Linked DNA regions of Homo sapiens: region 1 is linked to region 2. A link is an interaction called in ENCODE POLR2A ChIA-PET data of the cell type or tissue named here. Cell type or tissue: A673. All regions are shown on one strand. Links, peaks and the distances in the headings refer to the core of each region. The heading gives the core; the rest is flanking DNA.

Evidence for each region. ChIA-PET counts read pairs that join two places held together with the same protein. Peaks named below come from ENCODE experiments on the same cell type or tissue, not always from the same donor. Only the 100,000 strongest peaks of a DNase experiment are listed, where the experiment ranks them.
Region 1: POLR2A ChIA-PET joins it to region 2 with 8 read pairs; 4 of 35 experiments call an interaction of 5 or more read pairs at or near these places.

Annotation. Positions count from the first base shown.
Region 1 is chr9:88,395,400-88,405,416 of GRCh38, reverse strand. All of the region lies in intron 1 of SPIN1 (spindlin 1), which reads right to left. Among named protein-coding and RNA genes, the nearest start is that of SPIN1, 12 kb to the right of the region's middle. RefSeq lists a silencer at 9,151-9,375 and enhancers at 9,019-9,519, 9,520-10,017. In A673, for the core only: no CTCF peak of the experiment used is centred there; a DNase peak (open chromatin) is centred at 5,796; H3K27ac peaks cover 1,681 bases.
Region 2 is chr9:88,331,047-88,341,063 of GRCh38, reverse strand. No RefSeq gene overlaps it. Among named protein-coding and RNA genes, the nearest start is that of SPIN1, 52 kb to the left of the region's middle. RefSeq lists an enhancer at 1,439-2,298. In A673, for the core only: no CTCF peak of the experiment used is centred there; no DNase peak of the experiment used is centred there.

The sequences.
Region 1 (10,017 bases), core at 2,760-7,759, 64 kb before region 2:
TCTCTACTAAAAATACAAGAATTAGCCGGGCATGGTGGCGCATGCCAGTAATCCCAGCTACTCGGGAGGCTGAGGCAGGAGAATCGCTTGAACCCGGGAGGTGGAGGTTGCAGTGAGCCGAGATCCTGCCACTGCACTCCAGCCTGGGAGACAGAGCGAGACCCTGTCTCAAAAAACAAACAAAAAAAAGTATAGTACAATTACGTACAGTACATTGTACTTGATAATAAACAACTATGTTACTGGTTTATGTATTAACTATGTTTAATCATTATTTTAGTCTGTACTCATACTTATTTATAAAAAAAGTTAACTGTAAAACAGCCTCAGGCAGGTCCTTCAGGAGGTACTCCAGAAGAAAGTACTGTTATCATAGATGACAACTCCATATGTGTTATTGCACCTGAAGACCTTTCACCTGGACAAGATGCCGAGGTGGAAGACAGTGATACAGATGATCCTGAGTATCTTAGTTTTTTTTTTTTTGTTTTTTTTTTTTTTGAGACGAAATCTCACTCTTGCCCCCAGGCTGGAGTGCAATGGCACGATCTCGGCTCACTGCAACCTCTGCCTCCTGGGTTCAAGCGATTCTCCTGCCTCAGCCTCCCGAGTAGCTGGGATTACAGGCGCCTGCCACTACGCCCGGCTACTTTTTGTATTTTTAGTAGAGACAGGGTTTCACCATGTTGGCCAGGATGGTCTTGAACTCCTGACCTCAGGTGATCTGCCTGCCTCGGCCTCTCAAAATGCTGGGATTACAGGCATGAACCACTGCGCCTGGCCAAGTATCTTAGTTTTTAACAAAAAGTTTAAAAAGTAAAAACAAAAGTAATAAATTTTTAAAATAGAAAAGGCTTACAAAATAACAGGAAGAAAGTATTTCTATACATCTGTACAATGTGTTTGTGTTTTAAGCTAAGTACTATAAGAGTCAAGAAATTTAAAAATTATGAACTTCATAAAGTAAAAAAGCTACACGGTTTCTAATACAGATGCAAGAAAAAAGTGTCTTCGCTGTCTGACTGTAGCAGCCAAGACTGGATTGAAGAATTGGGGGTTAGGGGAGAGTAAGCTAAGGTTAAGTTATTATTGAAGAAAAATTTTTCTATAAATTTAGTGTAGCCTAACTGTACAGTGTTTATACACAGTCTACAATAGTGCACAATAATGTCCTAGGCCTTCACATTCACTCACCACTCACTCACCCAGAGCAACTTCCAATCCTGCAAGCTCCATTCATGGTAAGTGCCCTAATACAGGTGGACCATTTCTGTATCTTTTATACCAGGTTTTCACTGTACTTTCTCTGTGTTTACATACATAATTACTTACCATTGTGTTCCAACTGTCTACAGTATTCAGTTCAGTCACATACTATACAGGTTTGCAGCCTAGGAGCAAATAGGCTTACCATTTAGCCTAAGTGTGTCAAAGGCTACACCATCTAAGTTTTGTGCAAGTATGCTCTATAATGCTCACCTAACAACGCAGTTCTCAGAACATATTCTCATCATTAAGCAACACATGCTGGAAAAATAAGTAAGACTGAAATTAAAGGGTAAAAAAGGATATACCCTACACATACTAACCAAAGGAAAACACTGCAGCAACATTAATATCAAGCTAAATAAACTTTACCTCTAATAATACTGGCCCCTTAAAAAGAACACTTAATAGTGGTTTTCTTTTTTTTCCCCCGCTTTGAAGACAGGATCTTACTCTGTCACCCAGGCTAAGTGCAGCGGTATGATCAGGGTTCCTGAGTGCAGCCTTCACCTCTCAGGCTCAGGTGATCCACCCACATTACCCTCCCGAGTAGCTGGGACTACAGGTGTGTGCCACCACACACAGCTAATTTTTTTAAATTTTCTGTAGAGATGGGGTCTTGCTATGTTGCCCAGGCTGGTCTCAAACTCTAGACTCAAGTGATCCTCCCACCTCAAGCCTCCCAAACTGCTGGGATTACAGTGATTTTAAAAGACCTGGTTGATACATAGCTCTAAATACCAATGCATCTAAGAACACACCCTCATAAGATAATGTATAAAGCAAAAGGTATCGGAACTAAGGAAAAACTGACAAATGCAAAATCAAAGTATTAATACATCTCTTTCAATAACCAACAGAACAAGCTGAAAAGTTTCTGCACAGCAAAGGAAACAAATGACAGAGTGAAGAGACAACCTGTTGAATGGGAAATGATATGTGCAAACCATTCATGACAAAGGACTAAAATCCAGAATATGCAACAAGCTCAAATAACCAACAATTAAAAAATAATAATAATAATCCCACTAAAAAGTGGGCAAAGGACATCAAAAAACATACAAATGGCCAAATGATATATGAAAAAATGCTCACATCAGTAATCATCAGGTAAATACAAATCAAAACTACAATGAGATAGCACCTTACCACAGTTAGGATAACTATTATTAAAAACACAAACAACAGAAGATGGCAAGGATGCGGAGAAAAGGGAACTCTTATACACTGGGATGGAAATTAGTAAAGCCATTATGAAAAACAGTACGGAGATTTCTCAAAACACTAAAAATAGAACTACTACATACTTCAGCAATCCCACTACTGGCTATTTATCCAAAGGAAAAGAATTCAGTATTATCAAAGGGATACATACACTCACCTGTTTACCACAGCACTATTTACAAAAGCAAAGATATAGAATCAACCTAAGTATCCATCAATGAGCAGAGAGATAAAGAAAACGTGGCATGTATACACAATGGAATGCTATTCAGCCAGAAAGAAGAATAAAATGTTTGCAGCAACATGGGTGAAGCTGGAGGTCATTATGTTAAGTGAAATAAGCCATGCCAGGCATAGAAGGACAAATAACACATGTTCTAACAAATACATGGGAGCTATAAAAAAAAAAAAAAAAAGTTGACCTCATGGAAATAGAAAATACAATAACAGGTATCAGAGGCTGGGAAGGGTGAGGAAGAGAGGTTGGTTAATGGGTACAAACATACAGTTAGAAAGTTCTAATGTTCTCTAGCAGAGTAGGGTCACCATAGTTAGCAAATATATACTGTATATCTCAAAGTAGCTAAAAGAGAAGGCTTGAAATGTTACCAGCACACAGCAATGACAAATACTCAACGAGGCGCAGTAGTTCACACCTGCAATCCCAGCACTTTGGGAGGCTGAGGCAGGCGGATCACCTGAGGTCAGGGGACCCAGACCAGAATGGCCAACATGGTGAAACCCTGTCTCTACTAAAATTACAAAAATTAGCCCAGCATGGTGGCACACACCTGTAATCCCAGCTTACTCAGGAGGCTGAGGCGGGAGAATTGCTTGAACCCAGGAGGCAAGAGGTTCCAGCAAGCCAAGATCGCACCGCCGCACTCCAGCCTGAGCAACAGAGCGAGACTCCATCTCAAAAACAAAAAGATAAAATACTCAAGGTGATGGATGCTCCAGGTACCCTGACTTGATCATTATACATTCTATGCATGCAACAAGTATTCATATGCATCCCATAAAGATGTAAAATATTATGTATTAATAAAAGGAAAAGATTGTTAGGAATTTAGCAAAGTATTTTTAGGCAAAGGCTTAAAACAGACACATAACATCTCAACATAAGCAAGAACATACAGTTCCACAACTTGCTTCTCTTATTAAATGTTACATTTTTTGTGTAATATAGTTGGCCCTTGGCCTCTTATCCCTTCAGCTCCACATCTGTGGATTCAACTAACCTCAGATTTTCAACATTTGGGAAATGATGGTTTCATCTGTACCAAACACATAAAGTTTTTTCCTTGTAGTTATTCCCTCAACAATACAGTATAACTATTTGTATAGCATTTACACTGTATTACATACTAGGAGTAATTTAGAGATTAAAGTATACAGAAAGATATGCATAGATTATATGCAAATACTACACCATTTTATATAAGAAACTTGAGCATCCATGGATTTTGGTATCCATGGGGTGGGGTGCAGGCGGGGAGGCAGGCGGAGTGTGGGTCCTGGAACCAATTCCCTGATATGGAGGGATGGCTGTATGAATTTTTTTTCCTATCAACCTCTTATTATTAACAGTGGCACAATATTCCAGTGTATGGGTATAATGGTCATTTACTCTACCTTAACTCCATTATTGGACAGTTGTTTCTAATTTTTCTCGATCACAAACACTGATATAATGAAAAACCTTAAACATAACGTATTTGTATACTGTCCAAATTCATCTATACAATAAAATCCTAGCAGTGAAACTGCTGGATCAACAGAGCACATGCATTTTAAATTCTGTTTTAGTGCAGCCATCCTCCAAAAAGGTCCTAGCAAAGTACAGTTCCACCAACAATGCAAGTTATTTAAGGGCTATGCATTTAGGTGAACCTTTCCTTATGAACTAATATTTTATTAGAATCTCACTCTGTTGCCCAGGCTGGAGCGCAGTTGCACGATCATGGCTCACCGCAGCCTCGACTTCCCCAGCTCAACTGATCCTCCCACCTCAGCCTCCCGAGTAACTAAAACTACAGGCACAAGCCACCACACCCGGCTAATTTTTTTTTTTTTTTTTTTGAGGCGGAGTCTCGCTCTGTCACCCCAGCTAGAGTGCAGTGGCATGATCTTGGCTCACTGCAACCTCTGCCTCCTGGGCTCAAGCGATTCTCCTGCCTCAGCCTGCCGAGTAGCTGGGATTAAGGCATGGGCCATGATATCCGCTTAATTTTTGTATTTTTAGTAGAGATGAGGTATCGCCATGTTGGCCAGGCTGGTCTCAAACTCCTTACCTCAGGTGATCCTCCTGCCTTGGCCTCCCAAAGTGCTGGGATTACAGGTATTAGCCATCACGCCAGGCCAAATATAGACTCTCATAGAAGGTGAGTGAATGGTCAGTGGAGTTCCTTGTTAGGCCAGAAAAAATCTAACCGAGGCATCAGGCCTTGTGGATGGGCCTCAGTCAATTAACCCAACTGTTAAGAGTCCTTTCTATCTCCTTGAACTATAACACTGAACCCAGAATCTCTGCTTAGTGAGCCCACATCAATAAATTCTGCCTGATTCAACTTTATGTTCCTTCCACTGTTATACTATACCCCTAAGATCCATTGCCACAAATCAAATACTCCTCCAGGCTCCTGACTATACAGTGGCAAAACTATACAATCTTTTAGAGTGCAGCATACCTTTCTCATGGGTCACCTCACTCTCTGGGGCCTGCTGCAACTACAGTCCAGCCACAGATCTACAAGAAAGAAGGATTACAGGGCAGATTCTGAGGAAGACAGTACCGTGCTGGGCAACTACCCAAAGGGAGGCCAATTACAGGTTTTTCAGGCAAACGGAGATTAAGTTCCTCTGGGAAGGGTTGGAAAGGCTGCTTCTCCGGGAAAGGCAGCAGAGCAGCATTTAAGGATTTAAGGACTCCAGCTTAAACAGAATCTGACCATATGCCTCCAATCCAATTTTCAGGATTCCATTCCTACCAATCAATGATCTCACCCACAAATTAGGAATTACATTTGCATTTTTAGAGCAGTCACAGAAACCTTCGGGTCCCTTACGTGTAGCCTGAGCTAAAAATTTAAAAGCCTGAGCTGATCATTCTGCTTTGTATGGTTTGAACTTGGCTGAGCTGAACTACATTCCCCAGAATTTCCTTTCCTTTATGTTTCCAACTTGCATGGCTCACAAGAGATTTTTGTGCAGCAACTGAAGGGTGCAGAAGATAAAGCAACCACCCTGCAGCTTGCACACACTGTTGCTGCTCATCTTCTGACTCACCCCATTCGTGTGAGGCAGTGGTTGGCCTAGAATTGCAGCTGCATCCACTCCACCTTCCTCTGGGCTCTCCTTAAGCTTCTCTGCCTCCTGGGCTACATTTGCCAAGGATCCAACTCTTACAGGCCACCCACACAAGCAGGAACAAAGGCAACTAGAACTAGCATGGTTTCCATGTACCTTGCCTGTGGCTTCCTGTGTCCTCTTCTTCCCCACTTTACATCCATCTTCCTTTCTCAAATGACTGCCCTGTGGACTTCAAACTCCAGCATCAATCACAAAGACAACAGCCTGACAGAAACCGCTTAACGGCTGGGCACGGTGGCTCACGCCTGTAATCCCAGCACTTTGGGAGGCCGAGGCGGGTGGATCACGAGGTCAGGAGTTCAAGACCAGCCTGGCCAACATGGTGAAACCCCGTCTCCACTAAAAATACAAAAAAACTAGCCAGGCATGGTGGCGCACGCCTGTAGTCCCAGCTACTCGGGAGGCTGAGGCAGGAGAATCGCTTGAACCCAGGAGGCGGAGGTTGCAGTGAGCCAAGATTGTGCCACTGCACTCCAGCCTGGGCAATAGAGCAAGACTCCATCTCAAAAAAAAAAAAAACTGCTTAAGCCAGCTCCTCCTACACTGTGTGAACTCAAATCACTGTAACAAATGCCTTAATACATACACACACATATCCCATATACGTTTTCCTTTATCCATCCTAGGGGTTTCATTTTTCTAAACCTTATGTGATCCTGAAAAAAATATTACAATTAAAAGTCAACAAGGCCGGGCACGGTGGCTCACGCCTGTAATCCCAGGGAGGCCAAGGCAGGCGGATGACCTGAGGTGGGGAGTTCAAGACCAGCCTGACCAACATGGAGAAACCCGTTTCTACTGAAAATACAAAATTAGCTGGGTGTGGTGGTGCATGCCTGTAATCCCAGCTACTCAGGAGGCTGAGGCAGGAGAATTGCTTGATCCCACGAGGCGGAGGTTGCGATGAGCCAACATCGCGCCATTGCACTCCAGCCTGGGCAACAAGAGCGAAACTCTGTCTCAAAATAAATAAATAAAAGTCAACAAATTGTTACTTAATAATCACTGTATGACAAACACCTGTGCAGACAAGACATTTAACCAACCAGACACCCTCAATTTTCTTATTATTTAATTCTCGCTACTGCACAGGGTAGCTTGAGCCCTCACAATTCAGACACTGAGCTAGATACCAGAAAAGTAATTACAGGCAAAAACAGGAATGGTTCTGCTTTCATGAAACTCAGCCTTTGTGGGAAAACTAAAATTAATTAAATCACATAAACTAATATAACATTGTAATTCTGATAAGCACCAAGAGGACTTGACTGCAGAAAAGTCAAAAAAATTCAAGAACTTCAGACAGCCAGGCACGGTGACTCATGCCTGTAGTGCAGTGGCACAGGTGGGAGGCTGAGGCAGCACTTTGGGAGGCTGAGGCAGGTACACTGCTTGAGTTCAGGAGCTCGAGACCAGCCTGGGCAACAAGGCAAAATCCCGTCTCTACTAAAAATACAAAAATAAACTAGCCAGGCATGGTGGCACATGCCTGTAGTCTCAGCTACGCGGGAGGCTGAGATGGGAAGATCACCTGAGTCCGGGAAGGTCGAGGCTGCAATGAGCCAAAACTGTGCCACTGCACTACAGCCTAGGCAACTGGAGTGAGACCTCGTCTCAAAAAAACAACTTCAGGCTGGGCACGGTGGCTCACACCTGTAATCTCAGCACTTTGGGAGGCAGAGGAGGGCAGATCACTTGAGGTCAGGAGATGGCGACCAGTCTGGCCAACAAGGTGAAACCCTGTCTCTACTAAAAATACAAAAAAATTAGCCAGGCATGGTGGCACGCACCTGTACTCCCAGCTACTTGGGAGACTGAGGAGTGAGAATTGCTAGAACCTGGGAAGTGGAGACTGCAGTGAGCTGAGACCGCACCACTGCACTCCAGCCTGGGAGACAGAGCAAGACTGGGGAAAAAAAAAAAAACACTTCAGACAACTGATGCTTGTTGGAGTCGGTGATGAATATCAGTACAGTCCAATCTCTTTATCTTATGAAAATGTGCAAGCACGCACACAGAAAATTTCATTAAAAGTGATGCTTGAGCCAAACTCTAAAGACCAGGAATAACTGTTAACAAAGAAAGGCATTCCAGGCAGAGGAAAAGAACAAGTGCCAAGATTCCTGGTGGAGAATATGGTGAGCACAGGAGAATGAAGGAGGCCCCACACAACTGGAGCAAAGGAAAGCAAGGGGAAAAACAGTACAAGATGAGGCTGAGGCCCAAAAGTAATTAGTCATGCACCACCTAATGACATTTCTGTCAACACAACAGACCACATATACTACAGTGGATCCATATTATGAGGCTGTTTTAAGCTACGTGTTATTTAAAAAGACAGAAAGTTTAAAAAAAAGTTAAAAAGCTTATTAAGTTAAAAAAATTACAGTAAGCTAAGGTAAATTACTGAAGAAACTTTTTATAAATTTAGTGTAGCCTAACTGTAGTGTTTACATACAGTCTACGGTAGTGTACAGTAATGTTCTAGGCCTTCACATTCACTCACCACTCACTCACAGACTCAACCCAGAGCAACTTCCAGTCCTGACAGCTCCATTCATGGTTCAGTGCCCTACACAGGCATGCCATTTCTCTTTTATACCACATTTCTACTGTACTTTCTCTGTCCTTAGATATGTTTAGATAAATAAATACCTACACAGCACTGTGTTCCAATAGTCTACAGTATTCAGTTCAGTCATATGCTGTACAGGTTTGTAGCCTAGGAGCATTAAGCCATATTACATAGCCTAGGTGCCTAGTAGGTTGTCCCATATAGGTTTGTGTAAGTATACTCTATGAGGTACACAACGAGGTTCTCTGAATGTATCCCATTGTTAAGGGATGTAAAGCTATATGTACACCAACTATATGTGTACCCTTGAGGCTACATTATAAACTTTTGTCCTTAAGGCACTGGAAAGCCATTTAGAGTTTTTCTGTTTTGTTTTCTGAGACGGAGTCTCACTCTGTTGCCCAGTCTGGAGTGCAGGGGTGTGATCTCAGCTCACTGCAGCCTCCGCCTCCCAGGTTCAAGCAATTCTCCTGCCTCAGCCTCCTGAGTAGCTGGGATTACAGGCATGCGCCACCACACCTGGCTAATTTTTGTATTTTTAGTAGAGACGGGGTTTCACCATGTTGGCCAGGCTGGCCTCAAACTCCCAGCTTCAGGTAATCCGCCCACCTCAGCCTCCCAAAGTGCTGGGAGTACAGTACAGGTGTGAGCCACCGCACCCACCTGGCCACCATTTAGAGTTTTAAGTAAAAAGCTGACATGGTCAGATCTGCCTTTTAAAAATGTAATTTTTTTTTTTTTGAGATGGAGTCTCACTCTGTCACCCAGGCTGAAGTGCAATGGCGCGATCTCAGCTCACTGCAACCTCCACCTCCCAAGTTCAAGTGACTCTCATGAGGAGTAGCTGGGATTACAGGCGCAGGCCACCATGCCTGGCCAATTTTTGTATTCTTAGTAGAGACGGGTTTTTTTGTTGTTGTTGCTGTTGTTTTTGAGACGGAGTCTCCCTCTGTCACCCAGGCTGGAGTGCAGTGGCGCAATCTCAGCTCACTGCAGTCTCTGCCTCCCAGGTTCAAGTGATTCTCTTGCCTCAGCCTCCCGAGTAGCTGGGATTACAGGCACGCGCCACCACGCCAGGCTAATTTTTGTATTTTTAGCAGAGATGGGGTTTCACCACGTTGGTCAGGCTGTTCTTGAACTCCTGACCTCATGATCGGCCCACCTCAGCCTCCCAAAGTGCTGGGATTACAGGTGTGAGCCATCACACTGAGCCTGAAAATGTAATTTTTTTAGGCTGTATTGATGCCTGACGCCTGTAATCCCAAGTTTTTTGGGAAGCCCAGGTAAAAGAACTGCTTGGGGTCAGGAGTTCAAGATCATCCTGGGCAACACTGTGAGACCTCATCTCTACAAAAAATTAAAAAGTTTTAAAAAGAAAATGTAACATTTTGACACTAACAAAACTACAAATGTGTTTACCTTTCACCCCACATCTATCTTAAAGCTGTATCTGCACAAATAAAAAACAATATACCCACAAGGTTATTCATTGCCGCAATATTTATAACAGCCAAGAGAATATAAACAACCCAAATGTTCATCATTAGGAGATGAGTTGCAAGCACGCACTTCAATGAAGC
Region 2 (10,017 bases), core at 1,937-6,936:
CCTCAGGTGGTCCATCTGCCTCAGCCTCTCAAAATGCTGGGATTACAGGCATGAGGCACCGTGCCCAGCCATCAAATACAACCTATAGGAAAAAGATTAAAGTGTCCATCTAAGTCAACACAATTTTCATTATTGTTTTTAAAAGTTCTATATGAAACCCAGAATATAAAACGTATAAAATTTTACATTAAGTAGATCCTCTTACTGGATCCTCTTACTAGACTGTGATTTCTTTTCCACCTAGAGACTGGAGAAAATGGACAATTGTCAAGGAAAAAGAGAAAGAGAAGGGAAGTAATAGTATATGTGGGAAGGGGAGTGGCCCTTAAAACCACAGCCCTCATTAGGGAGAGACCGTTAGAACTATAAATACCAGATCAGTTCACAACAAAGAAAACAAAATACAGTTAAGCATCCACATTTGGGGGTGGTGGGGAGTGCAATGATAGTGAATGAGAATATCAATATTATCCATTTTCCTTTTAGACATTAAGAGCTTTACAAGCATGAATTTAAGTTCCCAAATTAGTTGCCAAATATTTAGCTTTTCCAGCCCCAAGTTTCTGATCTCGAAAATGAAAGCGGACAGGCAACTTGAATATTCGTTCTATGCTTCTGTGACCTGTGTGATTTATGGTTTAATAGTATTTATTTATTTATTTATTTATTTATTTTTGAGACAGAGTCTTGCTCTGTCCCAGGCTGGAGTGCAGTGGCGTTATCTTGGCTGACTGCAACCTCTGCCTTCCGGGTTCAAGAATTCTCCTGCCTCAGCCTCCCGAGTAGCTGGGATTACAGGCAGGTACCACTATGCCTGGCTAATATTTGTATTTTTAGTAGAGACGGGCTTTCACCATACTGGCCAGGCTGGTCTCAAACTCGTGACCTCGTGATCCACCCACCTTGGCCTCCCAAAGTGCTGGGATTACAAGCATGAGCCTCCACACCAGGCCACTTTTTTTTTTTTTGAGATGGAGTCTCGCTCTGTTGCTCAGACTGGAGTGCAGTGGCCCGATCTTGGCTCACTGCAACCTCTGCCTCCCGGGTTCAAGCAATTCTCCTGCCTTAGCCTCCTGAGTCACTGGGATTACAGGTGCGTGATACCACGCCTGGCTACTTTTTGTATTTTTAGTAGAGATGGGATTTTACCATGTTGGTCAAGCTGGTCTCGAACTCCTGACCTCATGATCTGCCCGCCTTGGCCCCCCAAAGTGCTGGGATTATAGGCGTGAGCCACTGTGCCTGGCCCGGTTTAATAGTCTTTTTAATAAGGAGAGCTAAGAATTCTTTTGTCTCTTGTGGTATAAGTGATTGTTATTGACTACCAAGAATAAAGGGAAATAATTCTCTAGTCTCCATGAAGTGCCCCCGTTGCAGGAGAGGACGTGAGGGGTTAACACCTCTCTCTCTCCCTGACAGCTGAGGCATTCTGGCTTCTGTTATAATGAGCAGGGGGTGATTTGTCACCTGCTCCTTGCCACTAATGCCCACAAGTTGATTGGTTTCAGGCAGTTTACCTCCCAAGGGGCTGAAGCACATAAATTCACAGTGGAGGCTCTGTCTTATTACCTCATCTGCTAGGACGTCATCTATCCACCTTCCTCCTTAGACAAGACTGATGGAAGTTTCCTTAGCATGCAGAGTTGTTAGTTCTTCGTGTTCCTCCCTGGGGAAGGCTTCTGCTTCCCTTTATGAGGTCTTCAGGGCACCAGTGCATTTTGTGGTGCTGTTCTCAGTTTGATATAAGTTATAACAATCCTGAGTCAATTTCTTTTGCTCAACAAGTCTTTGTAAAAAGGCTGCTCTGCAAAGGTTTCTGCTAGGTGCTGTCAGGAAACGAAACAGGAATAGGATATAACAAGAATGCATCAGTTAGGGATTGCCTTTGGCTGCATATAACAGGAAGCACAAAATAATAGTGACTTGGCCGGGCGTGGTGGCTCATGCCTGTAATCCCAGCACTTTGGGAGACCGAGGCAAGGGGATCATGAGGTCAGGAGATTGAGACCATCCTGACTAACATGGTGAAACCCTGTCTCTAATAAAAATAAAAAAATTAGCCAGGCGTGGTGGCACACACCTGTAGTCCCAGCTACTCGGGAGGGCGAGGCAGGAGAATTGCTTGAACCTGGGAGGCGGAGGTTGCAGTGAGCGGAGATCATGCCAGTGCACTCCGGCCTGGGAGACAGAGCAAGACTCTGTCTCAAAATAGTAATGATAATAATAATAATAGTGACTCAAACTAAAAGGGTTTATGAAAAAGCAGCATGGGACTGGTGGTTTTTGGAGTTTCCCAGCTGGATGCTGTGGTTGAGGTCTCAGTGTCTCCTGCCTGCCTTCCCTCTGGTCCCAAGGTAGCTGCCGGAGCTGCAGCCATGCCACCACAGATAGGAGGAAATGGGAAGCACAGAGGACACAGACAAGTTTGTACTCCCCACGTCCCCCCCACTTTTTTTTTTTTTTTTTTTTTTTTTTTGAGACAGTTTTGTTCTGTTCCACAGGCTGGAGTGCAGTGGTGCAATCTTGGCTCAGTGCAACCTCTACCTCCTGGGCTCAAGTGATTTTCCTGTCTCGGTACCCCAAGTAGCTGGAACTACAGGCGCACACCACCACACCCAGCTAATTTTTGTATTTTTTGTAGAGACGGAGTTTTGCTGTGTTGCCCAGGATGGTCTTGAACTCCTGAGCTCAAGCAATCCTCCCACCTCAGCCTCCGAAAGTGCTGAGATTACAGGCATGAGCCACCACGCCCAGCCCACAGAACTTTTATCATCTTGCAAAACTGTGGAGGGGAGGGAAAAAAGCTTCTCCCCTACCCTTCCAGGTTTACCAGCTGGGGCCCTGGAAATTAAACTGACAAAAGACAGATTAACAAGACAAAAACAAACATAAGTTTGTTAACATGTGCACTGTGCATACACAGGGAGCACTCAGGGATGAGTAACTCAAAGGGGTGGTTAGACATAAGCTTGTATTGCATCTTGACAAAGAACAATATATTCTTAGAGAAGTGATGAGACAGAGGAAAAGATGTCTAGGCTTTTCTAAACAGCAATCCGTGGGAAGGTGAAGATGTGCAGGGAAACTTGGGAAGGAAGATTGTTGTTTTGGCAAGGTTTGTTACCCAGATTCCCCTTGGGTGCTGTCTCTGGGCCAAAAAGAGCCTCAGGTGATTAAGCCTCTAAGCCTGCTTTTAGGCAAATGAGGGGGAGGACAGAGAGCTTTTTTGGCATCTGCTGCTTCTCAATTATTGAGTCTTTGGCTCAAAATAATAATTATGTCAAAAGACATGTTTTGGGATAACACTTTTTTTTTTTGAGACGGAGTCTCGCTCTGTCGCCCAGGCTGGAGTGCAGTGGCACGATCTCGGCTAACTGCAACCTCTGCCTCCCAGGTTCAAGTGATTCTCCTGCCTCAGCCTCCTGAGTAGGTGGGACTATAGGCGCCCACCACCATGCCTGGCTAATTTTTACATTATTGGTAGAGACGGGGTTTCACCATATTGGCCAAGCTGGTCTTGAACCCCTGACCTTGTGATCTGTCCACCTGGGCCTCCCAAAGTGCTGGGATTACAGGTGTGAGCCACCACGCCCAGCCGGGATAACACTTTTTTTTGAGACAACATCTCACTTTGTTACCCAGGCTGGAGTGCAGTGGCTTGATCATGCCTCACTGCAGCCTCAACCTCCTGGGCTTAGGTGATCCTCCCACTTGAGCCTCCAGATTAGCTGTTACTACAGGCATGCAATCTGCCCACCTCCACCTCCCAAAGTGCTATGATTACAGGCATGAGCCACTGCAAGCGTCCTGGGATAGCACATTCTGATGCCCTACGAATGAAACCCTGTACCCATTAAATAATAATTCCCCATTTTTCCTGGCTTTGTTTTGTGGTACAAAATATATATATATTTGGCCGGGCTCAGTGGCTCACGCCTGTAATCTCAGCACTTTGGGAGGCTAAGGCAGGGGATCACAAGGTCAGGAGATGGAGACCATCCTGGCCAACATGGTGAAACCCTGTCTCTACTAAAATTACAAAAATTAACTGGGTGTGGTGGAACATGCCTGTAATCCCAGCTGCTCAGGAGGCTGAGGCAGGAGAATTGCTTGAATCTGGGAGGCGGAGATTGCAGTGAGCCGAGATCGTGCCACTGCACTCCAGCATGGCGACAGGGCGAGACTCTGTCTCAAAAAAAAAACAAAACAAAACACAAACTATATATATATATATATATATAATGTTAGAGACTTTCAAATATGTGTCTTGTTCTCTTGAATTATCCATTGCGGGGGTGAGGAGTAAGTGAGGGACCCAACCCAAACAGTTAGTTCTCCCCATTTACCCCAATCCTGGCTTCTGTCCTCCATCCTACCTACTTGCTGGAGCTCACCACACTTACATAATGTTCGTAATTAGGTGAACGTGCTCTCCACTGGTATGTGTTTCCCGCAAGTGTACTGAAATTTCTCATCTGTTGGTCACCACTTTCTCCTGCACCACCACCTCATTCTTGCTTTATTTGGATTTATTCACTCCTGTGCCTCTGAATTCTGTATCATGAGGCCTCATCAGGTGAGAGGTAGGTATGTATGATTGGTCTGCCATCCTGAATTGAAATTCCTTATTTTTTTAAAACCACTACTTAGTTTTCTGTATTAAAAAGGTGCTATAGTTTATTTAAATTTCCCTTTTGATGAACATTTAGGTTGTTTCCATTTTTCCATTGTGATAAACAATACTTCTATAAACACTTGTATACATGCATGAATGTTTCTATGGGATAGCTTTTTGGAAATGTAATTGTTGTCATAAAGTACATGCATACTGTAAAATGTTGATAGATGCTTCAAAGGGTTCATCTAAAAATTCCATAAAAATTTTCTACCAAAATTGTATGGGGATATGGTCTTCCTCCCCTTTCCATATATGTACATATGCATTGGTCTGCACTGTATGTTATTAATCTTTAATATTTATGCCCATCTAAATAGTTTAAATGATATCTCACTGTTTTACTTTACATTTATCTGATAACTATTAAGAGAAAGCATCTTTTATTGACCATCCATATATATACAGTTGTTTTTTTTTTTGAGATGTTGTCTTGCTCTGTTGCCCAGGCTGGAGTACAATGGTGCGATCTTGGCTCACTGCAACCTCTGCCTCCCGGGTTCAAGCAATTCTCCTGCCTCAGACTCCCGAGTAGCGGGGATTACAGGTGCCTGCCACCACACCTGGCTATTTTTTTGTATTTTTAGTAGAGAAGAGGTTTCACCATATTGGCCAGGCTGGTCTCGAACTCCTGATCTCAGGCCTCTCAAAAGTGCTGGGATTACAGGTGTGAGCCACCGTGCCCGGCCAGTTTATTTTCTTTATAACTTGTGTATTTCATGTCCTAATTAGTAAATACTTTACCATCTAAGACTTATAGAAATATACTCCCTTGGGGCTAGGCACTGTGGCTCATGCCTGTAATCCCAGCACTTTGGGAGGCTGAGGCAGGTGGATCACGAGGTCAAGAAATCGAGACCATCTTGGCCAACATGGTGAAACCCCATCTTTACTAAAAATACAAAAATTAGCTGGGCGTGGTGGCGTGTGTCTGTAGTCCCAGCTATTCGGGAGGCTGAGGCAGGAGAATCACTTGAACCTGGGAGGCTGAGGTTGCAGTGAGCCGAGATCGCACCATTGCACTCCAGCCTGGGCGACAGAGCGAGACTCCATCTCAAAAAAAGGAAGGAAGGAAGTAAGGAAGGAAGGAAAGAGAAATATACTCCCTTGGTTTCTTTCAGTGCTTTTGTAATATGCTTACATCTAGGACCTTAATCAATAAAATAAATTTTAAGGGTGTGTGATCTGAGGAAAATATTGCAGTTTTTCCACAGAGATCATTGTTTCAACACTATTATTTTAAAAATAATCCATTCTGTGGTGGCTCATGCCTGTAATCCCAACGCTTTGGGAGAGCGAGGTGGGAGGATTTCTTGAGCTCAGGAGTTCGAGACCAGCTTGGGCAACATAGTGAGACCCTGTCTCTATAAGAAATAAACAAAATTAGTTGGGCATGGTGGTGTGCACCTATAATCTACTCAGTGGCTGAGGTGGGAGATTTGCTTGAGCACATGAGGTCAAGGCCTGGGCAACAGAGCAAGAGCCTGGCTTTAAAACCAACAATAAATAAAAAATTACTGTGACCTTTGTCATGTACTAAACTCCCATTTGTTGAGTTGCCTCCATCAGTGCGAAAGCCACTAATTTTCGTTTCAATGCCGTTGGCTACTTTGACTTGTGATAGGATTGTGTGCTCTCATTCTTCCTCTCCTTCAACATTTTCCTGGCAGATTTTCTTTCCTTCATTTTCTTTTTTCTTTTCTTTTCTTTCTTTCTTTTTTTTTTTTTTTTTTTTTTTGAGACAGGTCTTTCCCAGGCTAGAGGGCAGGGTCTTGCCTAGGCTGGAGTGTAGTGGTGTGATCTTGGCTGACTGCAGCCTTGACCTCCCAGGTTCAAGCAATCCTCCCACTTCAGCTTCCTGAGTTTCTGGGACCACAGGTGAGGTGCATGCCACTATGCCTGGCTAATTTTGTTTATTGTTTGTAAGGGTAGGGGCCTCACTATGTTGCCCAGCCGGGTCTCAAACTCCTAGACTCAATAGATTAGCCTGCCTTGGCCTCCCAAAGTGCTGGGATTACAGACATGAGCCACCGCAGCAGGCCTATTTTCTTTTCTTTTCTTTTCTTTTTGAGACAGAGTTTTGCTCTTGTCGCCTAGGCTGGAAAGCAGAGGTGAGATCTCGGCTCACTGCAACCTCTGCCTCCCAGGTTCAAGCAATTCTGCCTCGGCCTCCGGAGTAGCTGGGATTACAGGCATGTGCTACCACGCCCCGCTAATTGTTGTTGCTGAGACAGAGTCTTGCACTGTTGCCCAGGCTGGAGTGCAGGGGCACAATATTGGCTAATTGCAACCTGCGCTTCCCAGGTTAAAGAGATTATTGTGCCTCAGCCTCCTGAGTAGCTGGGATTAGAAGTGCCTGACACCACACCTGGCTAATTTTTGTATTTTTAGTAGAGACGGGGTTTCACCATGTTGGCCAGGCTGGTCTTGAACTCCTGACCTCAGGTGATCCACCCACCTAGGTCTCCCAAAGTGCTGGCTTAATGCAATAGGAGGGAAAAAACCAGGGAGTATGAATAATAAAATAGATGACTGTCTTACACACAAAATGCATGACGGTTATTTATGCATTTTATATAACGGAAAAACTAGTGGAACTAACAGGAAAGTTCCATAAGATGGACAGATATAGTTCGAACAAACAATAACCACTGGCTTTTTTTTTTTTTTGAGACGGAGTCTCACTCTGTTGCCCATGCTGGAGTACAATGGTGTGATCTCGGCTCACTGCAACCTCCGCCTACCAGGTTCAAACGATTCTCCTGTCTCAGCCTCCCGAGTAGCTGGGACTACAGGCGCCTGCCACCACTCCTGACCACCCTGGCCAGGCTGGTCTCGAATTCCTGACCTCAGGAGATCCGCCCCCTGCCTGCAAAACATTGCTCCTAACTCCACCTCCTATCCCAAAACCTATAAGAACTAATGATAATCAGCCAGGCACGGTGGCTCAGGCCTGTAATCCCAGCACTTCGGGAGGCCGAAGCAGCCAGATCACGAGGTCAGAAGATCGAGACCATCCTGGCTAACACAGTGAAACCCCGTCTCTAGTAAAAATACAAAAAAATTAGCTGGGCCTGGTGGTGGGTGCCTGTAGCCCCAGCTACTCGGGAGGCTGAGGCAGGAGAATGGCGTGAACCTGGGAGGCAGAGCTTGCAGTGAGCTGAGATTGTGCCACTGCACTCCAGCCTGGGTGACAGAGCAAGACTCCGTCTCAAAAAAGAAAAAAAATTATAATTTTGTACTCTGATATACTCGTCACTGTAAACAGCAAAAATCAAATGGGCACATCTGTAATAAAATAATACATTCAAATAAAAGATATTATAAAATATTTCTTTGGCAATAAAAAGCTTCTAACTTCTCCTGTAGTTAACATTCTAAATTCTGAGAAAAAAATTGTCAGGCCTCTGAGCCCAAGCTAAGCCATCATATCCCCTGTGACCTGCAGGATATGCTCCAGATGGCCTGAAGCAACTGAAGATCCACAAAAGAAGTGAAAATAGCCTTAACTGATGACATTCCTACACTGTGATTTGTTCCTGCCCCACCCTAACTGATCAATGTACTTTGTAATCTCCCCCACCCTTAAGAAGGTTCTTTGTAATTCTCCCCACCCTTGAGAATGTACTTTGTGAGATCCACCCCCTGCCCACAAAACATTGCTCCTAACCCCACCACCTATCCCAAAACCTATAAGAACTAATGATAATCAGGGGGGCACGATGGCTCAGGCCTGTAATCCCAGCACTTTGGGAGGCCGAGGCAGCCAGATCACGAGTTCAGAAGATCGAGACCATCCTGGCTAACACAGTGAAACCCCGTCTCTAGTAAAAATACAAAAATTTAGCTGGGCGTGGTGGCGGGTGCCTGTAGTCCCAGCTACTCGGGAGGGTGAGACAGGAGAATGGCGTGAACCCGGGAGGCGGAGCTTGCAGTGAGCTGAGACTGCGCCAGTGCACTCCAGCCTGGGTGACAGAGCGAGACTCCATCTCCAAAAAAGAAAAAGAACCAATGATAATCCCACCACCCTTTGCTGACTCTCCTTTCGGACTCAGCCCGTCTGCACCCAGGTGAAATAAACAGCCTTGTTACTCACACAAAGCCTGTTTGGTGGTGTCTTCACCCGGACGCATGTGACAAAAATGTCCATAGAATCTTGGGGCAAAAACATTTCCAAACGATATAAAATTCAGTCTGTTTATTGAGATAGAGGAAATTTATCTTGTATGAAGCTACCTAGCTACTCAAAAGCAGTTGAATATTGTGTTTTAGCAATTACAAAAAGAGTACCAATCTTAGATAAAACGTAACCTTCAGGATAGTAGAAGTGTGGAATCTACCAGATTGCTCACTGTGGGGATGAAACCCAATCCGCATGCTGTGCCCAGGATCCTGTGAATAAATCTCTTCTAAGGCATGGAAATGGCATCACTAATTCTTGAGTAGTCTGACAATGTGCCTATTCATAATCAAAAATTTCTTTTTTTTTTCTTCTTGAGACAGGGTCTTGCTCTGTTGCCCAGGTTGGAGTGCAGTGGCGTGATCTCGGCTCACTGCAATCTCTGCCTCCCAGGTTCAAGCGATTCTCCTGCCTCAGCCTCTTGAGTAGCTGGGATTACAGGCGCCCAACACCGTGCTTGGTTAATTTTTGTATTTTTAGTAGAGACGGTTTTCACTATGTTGGCCAGGCTGGTCTTGAACTCCTGGCCTCAAGTGATCCGCCTGCCTCGGCCTCCCAAAGTACTGGGATTACAGGAGTGAGCCACCTTGCCGGCCAGTTTCTCATTTTATTCAATAACTTCTCTTCTGGCTTCATATCCCAGAGTTAGCTTCTCAGAAATGGTTTTTTTTTTTAAGCTACAAGTGCTGGCCGGGCGCGGTGGCTCGCGCCTGTAATCCCAGCACTTTGGGAGGCAGAGGTGGGTGGAACACCTGAGATCAGGAGTTCAAGACCAGCCTGACCAACATGGAGAAACCCCGTGTCTACTAAAAATACAAAATTAGCCTGGGTGGTGGTGCATGCCTGTAATGCCAGCTACTTGGGAGGCTGAGGCAGGAGAATCGCTTGAACCTGGGAGGCGGAGGTTGCAGTGAGCCGAGATCGCACCATTGCACTCCAGCCTGGGCAAAAAGAGCGAAACTCCGTCTCAAAAAAAAAAAAAAAAAAAAAAAAAGCTGCAAGTGCTTTCAGGACACCTGGAATGGCCTTTTGCTCCTCTTCCCCTTCTTAGCCCTGTTAGTCCTTTAGACCTCAGCGTAACCACCACTTTATCAAGGCAGCTTTTTTTGATGCCCAGGCAGGGCCAGACCTTCCTGGTGGGTGCCTAGAGCTCTCTTGACTT